Regions from separate parts of the Homo sapiens genome. Here region 1 is linked to region 2. Evidence: chromatin contacts called from ENCODE Hi-C or POLR2A ChIA-PET data. All regions are on one chromosome and are shown on one strand. The core of a region is the stretch at or near the end of the contact, and the rest is flanking DNA. Distances in the headings are between cores, read along the strand shown. Region 1 has its middle 17 kb from the start of CYP1B1. Region 2 overlaps VIT (vitrin).

Region 1 (3,992 bases), core at 1,465-3,964, 1.3 Mb before region 2:
ACATTATTTTTTCTGAAATCCACCGCACCCTCACCTACTTCCTACGCCAAGACAATAGCCCATTTAGATTTTTCTTGGATGAAGAGACATTCACACACACACACACACACACACACACACACACACACACAAACAAAAAACACACTTTTTTTTTTTTTTTTGAGACGGAGTCTGGCTCTTTCGCCCAGGCCGGACTGCAGTGGCGCTCTCTCGGCTCACTGCAAGCTCCGCCTCCGGGGTTCACGCCATTCTCCTGCCTCAGCCTCCTGAGTAGCTGGGATTACAGGCGCCCGCCACAACACCAGGCTAATTTTTTGTATTTTTTAGTAGAGACGGGGTTTCACCGTGTTAGCCAAGATGGTCTCGATCTCCTGACCTCGTGATCCACCCGCCTCGGCCTCCCAAAGTGCTGGGATTACAGGCGTGAGCCACCGCGCCCGGCCCAAAAAACACACTCTTAAGTTTAGACAATGGTTCTCAAAGTGTGGTCCAGGCACCCCGTCGGGATGGCCCCTGAGACCCTTTCCAGGAAACCCACAAGGTTACAGCTGTGGGAATAAAACATTATTTGCATTTCTAACTCTCATTCTCTTACAAATTTACTGGGGGGTCTTTCTGCAGAAACAGATGTGAGTCACCTGCTATCTTCTGTTAAGTCATAAATTAAAGAGATTTGTAACAATATTTTTTAAAACTGCCCACTCTGACTAAATATTTGTAATTTTGGAAACTAGTTATTTTCCATAAAATGTTATTTATGTTAACATGTATTAGGTTTATTATTTTTAATGAACTAACAAATATTTTATAAGTTTTTCAGCTTTAATTTCTAGAATTATAAATATTGATAGATACTTAGCTAAACAATAGTTCTTTGGACTCTACAATATTTTTTAAGACTTTGAAGAGGTTCTGAAAACAAAACATTTGAGAAACATTGAGCTAAGATTTTGGCACTGGGGCCTATGAAATCATTGCTTTTGCTCACTTACTTCTAAATAAAACCATCATTTCTGAGGATTGGAATAGTGTGAATTTTATGGTAATTTCAATATAATGGGTTTGAGTGTAGCAGATCTAGTCATGAAGCCCATGTGGAGGCTGCATGCCAACTCTCTGCATGTTCCAGCCACTGTGTTAAAGGAAGATTTTCTAAGCCATCCCAAGATTTGATTGTAAATTGTGGAGATTAAATTGCTGGGCAGATACCAAGGATATTCTGCAAGGGGAGGGGAGGAAGAGGGTGTGAGTTGCATCAGGCTCTGGCAACAAGATGGCTTTGCTTGTTGTGGTCTTGGGCTCCTGGAGGGAGTCAGCTCACAGGGCAGGAGAAGGCAGTGGGGTGGCCCAGGTCCCTAATAGGCATAACAGTACTAGAGACCTCTACAGTTACTGTAGTTAGAGGGGTGGGGCTTCTGTAAGACTTAGGATGATACGCAGTGAGTCAACAAATGTGTACTGGTGTGGTATAGATGGGCTTTGGTGCCTGCAGACCTGAATTCAAATCCTGACCCCTCTCACTTGCAACCTCTGTGACATTTGGCAAATAGTTTACTGTCTCTGAGCCTTAATCCCTTTGTATATAAAGCAGGCTAAATATACCAATATTTTTAGGATGATTGGGAGAAATAAATGAAACTGTCAATGTAAAAAATAGAAAACAGTGCCTGGCACTTAGGGGGAAATATTAGCTACTTTCTCTGTCTCCAAACTTGTTGTGTGGTGTGGGAGACTCTAAGGGAACGGAGGAGCTTAAGCCACAGGCCCTGGCCTTATGATGATAACATCAGAGAGAATGCTCCTCACATTTAGCAGGACACAGTGCTCCGACTGTGGTACTCAAAATTGTTGTGGTGTTTATTCCTTGTTGAGTGATATGTGTTACTCAGGAGGCTGAGGCAGGAGGATCCCTTGAACCCAGGAGTTCAAGACCAGCCTGGGCAACATAGAGAGACCCTGTCTCAAAAAAAAAAAAAAAAAAAAAAAAGATACGTGTAAGTTGCTCTTCACCTCTCTGATTTGCTGCAGGAAGCCTCAGGTATTAGGTTCAGAGTCCAGAGTAAATGAGGGCAGAAATGGAGGTTCCCACCAGCCCTGAGTGCCTTCTGTGCACTTGCTGTGGAAGAGGATTCCATTTTACCCCGTAGCTCCCGGGATTCCACTGGGGTGTGGCTGGTAACCTGGGGGCTCAGGGCTCAGTCACATCCTTATTGCACCAGAAAGTCCCTGAAATAGTGTAGGAGAATGAGGTGCCTGGGGGCATGGCTGCTGGTTGGAGGCCACAGTGCCACCTTCTCAAGGCTCAGAAACTGGGAAGCCTTCCTTCCTTCTGCATTCAAACCCTTAAAATGCACAACCCACCCCCCGTGGCTGACTCAGCACAATGGGAAAAGGAAAAACGGAGGTTAGTCAGCCCAAGAGTACAGACCATTGAATCTAACTTTCCATTTTGGACTGGAGAGCATTCGAGACAATTTCCTCCCTGGCCTTTAGTAAGGGAGAGCTGGGAGTCTCCCGTTCTGCCTTCTGGTACAGGCTCCAGAAGTAGGCTGTTTCCCTCATTGTGGCTGTCAAATGGGCTGTATGCCCCAGGTCTGAGGCCACAGTACACTTTGACTCAGAGCTGTAATGTAAGAAAAAAAGGCGGTGTTTTCTGGGAAGCTGGATAGCGTTGCGTCATTTGTACAAATCACCACCGGGAGGTCCCACGACAGCACTCCCTTGAGTTTCCTCCCAATTGCACTGCACAGCATGGAGTTTTCTGAACTCTCCTCAGCAGGGAATTGCATGAGTGTTGTCCTGGAGCCTCATTGCCACAGGGCTACAAAGCATCCGTAACAGTCACAGAGGGACTGACCGAAAGCATAGCTTGGTGGAAGAGGCCTACTATGGCCTCATCAGGCTCTTTTGGGAACATGGCATCCCCCTGCCTAAAGAACTGTCTCTGTACTACCTAAGGGTCCTGATGTGGAGCGCGTCTGGGTGAGGAGAAATTAGATGAGGAGAAAGTGCTGCAGAGCTGCCATCTGGGAGTTGGAGGGAAACACAAATTGGCTATTGGTGCTGAGCTCTTCTGCCAACAGCAGATGTTTCTGTGAGATCAGCCTTCTTAAGGCAGCGGCAAATGGCCTCCCACAGAATAATGATAACAGCTAATGATGCCTGAGCACCCACCACATGCCAGGCACCCTTCTAAAAGCTTTACATGTATTAGTTCATTCAGTCCTCACCACAACTCTGCATAATCGGTACTGGTATCGTCTCCATTTTACATCTCCATTCACTTAAGTGTAAGCTGGACCCAGAGAAGCGATTTCTAGCATGGAAGTCACTCCGGTGTAAGTAGGAGAGCCAGATTCAGATTCAGTCTGGCTCTGGAGTGATGCTAGCAGCCACTCAATGTGCTGCCTGAGAAACGCAAGGAGGAAGTGACTGGTGCCACTTTGGGCTGTTAGGAATTTGCAGGTGGGTAACGGCACGCCACCCTGAGAGCTGTCACGCTGAACCAAGTGGGCCATGTTTTTATTCCTGCGAGGTTCAAGTCCTTGCCATGTCTTGGATTTTACTGGACAGAAGTAAGGACTTAGTAAGTAGTAGTAATAATGATAATGGCTAACTGTTATTGGGTGCTCACTCTGCCATCAACTATGCTATTTGTTTTCTTACAATCAATATCTCATTTAATCCTCAAAACCACCCTCTGTGGTTGGTATATTACCTGTCTTGTACAAGTGAGGAAAGTCAGGCTCAGAAGGGTTAAATAACATGGCCAAGGTTACAGCTTATAAATAAGAGAGCTGGTGCTCACACCCAAGAGTGCCCGGTCCCAGAAGCCAAACTCCTAATGATTGGGTATGCTGGCTGTATTGCCTTTGATATCCTCTGGAGGATTAGACAAGCCCAGAAGGCATTTGGGCCTGCGCCCACGGCCTGTAAAGAATTGCCATTCATCTAAGAGGGGATATGGAGGTGTGTGGAGTTGGCTCTCCAAT
Region 2 (3,922 bases), core at 1,243-3,742:
CCTCTCTGAGTAATTTTCTCTATGGCTGTCTTCAGATCTCGAGAATTCGTGTGTGTCTTGAGGTTAAAGTGAGTAGCAGGGTTGTCTCTGAAGAGTCAGAACAAGAAATACAAATTAGCTGCAAAGTTAATACCTTTGGAGGAAGGCAGAGATCATGGTTGATTCTTTTATATACAAATAGAAGCTGCTTCAAAGCCTTCTGCTATGCCTTGTAAAATGTCCCATTGTGGACTGGTGTGTGTAGAGAAAAGGAGGCTATTTCAAGGCTCAGAAGGCGTGTGTTGACTGTGCCATTTCCTGGCTGTGTGATCTTGAGGAGACAACTTCTCTGGGCTTCAGATTCCTCATGTAGATGAAAACATCGTTATAACACCCATATTGCTAATGAACGGGACTGTTGTCAAGTGGGATTTTGCAAATGTCAGGATCCCATCTGTGGAGTGCTCAGCGTTCTCAGCCTACCCCAGACCCCCCTCTCCAGAAAGAGAATCTCAGCTGTCAGCCACTCTCTGGGTTACCCTTAGCACTGGAATTGCACGTGAATAGTGGTACCAAGGAGACCTCTCTCTGCTTCTCATCCTGCAACCGGGTGACACTACTCAAACTCATCTAGAAGGTCAACATCTATTTTGCTGAAGACTGAAAAAGATTAACTGGGGAGGAGTTGGAGTGAATTCAGTGGAAAAACACAGTAAGAATCCCTCTCTACAAGTGAATCCCCACGAAGCGGCGGAGTGGAGGGTGTGGAGGCGTGCAGGAGGGCGGGTGTGTGTGCATCGCACCCAAGATGAGGTGTGAGATCACATCTCACAAACCACTGACACTCAGCCACAGGCAGCGCTGACTTCGTGGGCGTGAGACCTGCGCAGTCACACAGGGCTCCATGCTCCAGAAGAGCCTCAGTCAGAAAGGCCCAGGCTTGGCATAGTGCTCTGCTGCTGCCGTCTTGAAATTCTTCATCATTTTTGAACAAGCTGCCCTGCACATTATGTAGTCAGTCCAGGCTAGAGGTTACTGTTTTCTTTTTTCTTTCTTTCTTTTTTAACACGGAGTCTCACTCTGTCACCCAGGCTGGAGTGCAGTGGCGCGATCTCAGCTCACTGTAACCTCTGCCGCCCGGGTTCAAGCAATTCTCTTGCCTCAACCTCCCGAGTAGCTGGGATTACAGGCACCTGCCACCGCGCCTGGCTAATTTTTGTATTTTTAGTAGAGACAGGGTTTCACCATCTTAGCCAGGCTGGTCTTGAACTCCTGACTTCGTGATCCACCTGCCTTGGCCTCCCAGAGTGCTAGGATTACAGGCGTGAGCCACCGTGCCCGGCCATTTTTTTTTTTTTTTTTGAGACGGAGTCTCGCTGTGTCTCCAGGCTGTAGTACACTGGCTCGATCTTGGCTCACTGCAGTCTCCACCTCCCGGGTTCAAGTGATTCTCCTGCCTCAGTCTCCCAAGTAGCTGGGACTACCGGTGCGTGTCACCACACCCAGCTAATTTTTGTATTTTTAGTAGAGATGGGGTTTTGCCATGTTGGCCAGGCTGGTCTCCAACTCCTCACCTCAGGTGATCTGCCTGCCTTGGCCTTCCAAAGTGCCGGAATTACAGGCATGAGCCACCAAGCCTAGCCATAGAGGCTACTAAGTTTTCAAGAAGGAGAAGACTTTTTTTTTTTTTCAGAGACAGGGTTTCGTTCTGTTGCTCAACCTGGAGTGCAGTGGCCCCATCTTGGCTCACTGCAGCCTCAACTTCCTGGGCTCAAGCATCCTCCCACCTCAGCCTCCCAAGTAGGTGAGACCACAGGTGCATGCCACCACACCCAGCAAATTTTTTCATTTTTTGTAAAGACAAGGTCTTGCTATGTTGCCCCTGGCTGGTCTTAAAAGCGTGGACTCAAGCAGCTTATTGTCCTGTTTTGGCCTCCCAAAGTGCCAAGATTACAGATGTGAGCCACCATGCCTGGCCAAGAAAACTTTTTAAAGTAGCCTTTCTACAAACACCAGAAATGGATCCAGGAAGAAGCGGTTGTGGGCAGTTTCAGGTGGGAACCTCAAGGATGCTGACCATGGGTTGATTCTTAGTGAGTCCATGCGGACCGGGACAAGTGGTGCAGTCACGAGGAAACCAGTCACCAGGACCTGGGAGAGAGGAGAAAGTGTCTGCCTCCCCGCTTCCTTTCCTCCATCCCTGTTTTCCAAACTGCTCTCTATCTCAAAATGATCTATGCTATCCCCAGAGGGTGGCTTATTTACAAGGCAAGGGATGAAAAACAGAAAGAGTGGACACCTTCAGGGAAGACAGGAAATTTAAAACAAGCTTAACCAAAGTGGGGCACTGGAGAAAAACCCAAATAGATGAAATTTCACCAGAAGAAAACCAGGTTCTATGGTTGGGACTAAACAGAAACAAACAACAACACAGCAATCAGCAGAATGGGGGAAATGGGGGTGTTGAGCTGGGCGTGACCTTCCTATCAACCTACAGTGTGAAGTGTCTTGATCTGAGGCTAAAGTCACAAATTCAGGGAGGAGGAGTCACACAGTGGAGGAGCACTGTGGCTTTCACTCTGTATTCTTCCCCTCGGGTTCTAGGGCTTATGGGTTCATTTTTTAAAAATTTTATCTATTTATTTTTTTCGAGATGGAGTCTTGCTCTGTTGCCCAGGCTGGAGTGCAGTGGCTCGATTTTGGTTCACTGCAACCTCTGCCTCCAGGGTTTAGGCAATTCTCCTGCCTCAGCCTCTGGAGTAGCTGGGATTACAGGCACCTTTCACCATGCCTGGCTTATTTGTTTTTGTATTTTTAATAGAGACGGGGTTTCACTATGTTGGCCAGGCTGGTCTCGAACTCCTGACCTCGTGATCCATCTGCCTTGGCCTCCCAAAGTGCTGGGATTACAGGCATGAGCCACTGTACGTGGCTGGGTTTATATTTTTACAAAGCAATTTCAGTAAATGCTATGTACACTTTTACTTATACAGCCCATCAGCCCCCATCCCTCAGGTCCTGGCCATTCCTCTACATACATTCATTCGCTTTTATTCCCTACCCTGTATGTCTACTGTAACACCGGGAGTCCTGGCCCCCATGCTTCTGGCTGCCCCTAAGAATCCCTGTGTTGGTCTCTGTAGTGTTAGTTGTGTGGCCATCTGCTAGAGGAACCTTCAGTCCTCAGTTCTGCCCGCAAAATTCCCCTGCTTGGAAATCATCAGAAATTCCCATTGCTAAACTTGATGTTTTGGCTTTCAAAGCATCCATAATTTAATTTCCAACTATCATGTTAAGGCTGTTCTCTTTCTTATTCTCTCTTTCACTCTCTTTTTTAGGATATTCCATGTTCTAGTCAAAATGAACTGTTCACCCTTTCCCACTTTTCTAGCTTTGTGCATTTGCTCACTTCTTCCCTCATCTGGAAAGCCCCAATCGTGCCCACCCTCCAAGCTCAGCGACCCATCTCCCTTACTCCCAGCCCCAGCTGACAATCTCTCTGCCTGACTCAGCTTTCTCTAACCAACACCGTGCATAATATGTGGCGCCTACAGGCACTCAATTAACAGCATTAACATTTCTTTGTTCTATTTCTGTGCATCTCTAAACCTCTAAACTTTGGTGTTCCATAGGGTGCTAGCCCCATCATGCATCTCTTCTTGGCTATGCACATCCCTGGGAGATTTCATCAACTCCCAGGACTCACAGACCATTCATGTGCCAAAAGCTGTCTGTGCACTGGTTGGTCCCCTTTCTTGAACCTCACATATACATAAAATGGCTTCCATACAGCTTCCTCTGGAAGGCACCTCAGGTTAGATATTTCCAAACCTGAAGTTGTTTATCTTCCAAGCCTGATCCACCCAACCACCCATCTCCCCATCTGCCTTCCTCTCTGACTCACTCAGTCATCCAGCAGTGTGTGTTCCTGACACTCTCCTCA

What was found. Hi-C counts contacts between places; a loop is a spot of excess contacts on that map. ChIA-PET counts read pairs that join two places held with the same protein, here RNA polymerase II (POLR2A).
Region 1: a loop to region 2 is called in a map with no recorded cell type, with 7 times the contacts of the local background. The contact joins two enhancer-like sites. A Hi-C loop is called at or near these places in 1 of 37 single-sample maps with no recorded cell type. POLR2A ChIA-PET finds 5 or more read pairs at or near these places in 1 of 52 experiments (activated T-cell).

Annotation. Positions count from the first base shown.
Region 1 is chr2:38,091,038-38,095,029 of GRCh38, reverse strand. No RefSeq gene overlaps it. Among named protein-coding and RNA genes, the nearest start is that of CYP1B1, 17 kb to the right of the region's middle. Within about 2 kb of position 2,714, at least 11 of the 41 ENCODE cell types and tissues checked have a DNase peak (open chromatin) inside an H3K27ac peak, as active enhancers do.
Region 2 is chr2:36,797,466-36,801,387 of GRCh38, reverse strand. VIT (vitrin) reads right to left here. Exons shown (of 16, transcript NM_053276.4): 13 at 1-87. All of the region lies in intron 1 of LOC124905990 (a long non-coding RNA gene), which reads left to right. Among named protein-coding and RNA genes, the nearest start is that of VIT, 100 kb to the right of the region's middle. Within about 2 kb of position 2,492, at least 2 of the 41 ENCODE cell types and tissues checked have a DNase peak (open chromatin) inside an H3K27ac peak, as active enhancers do.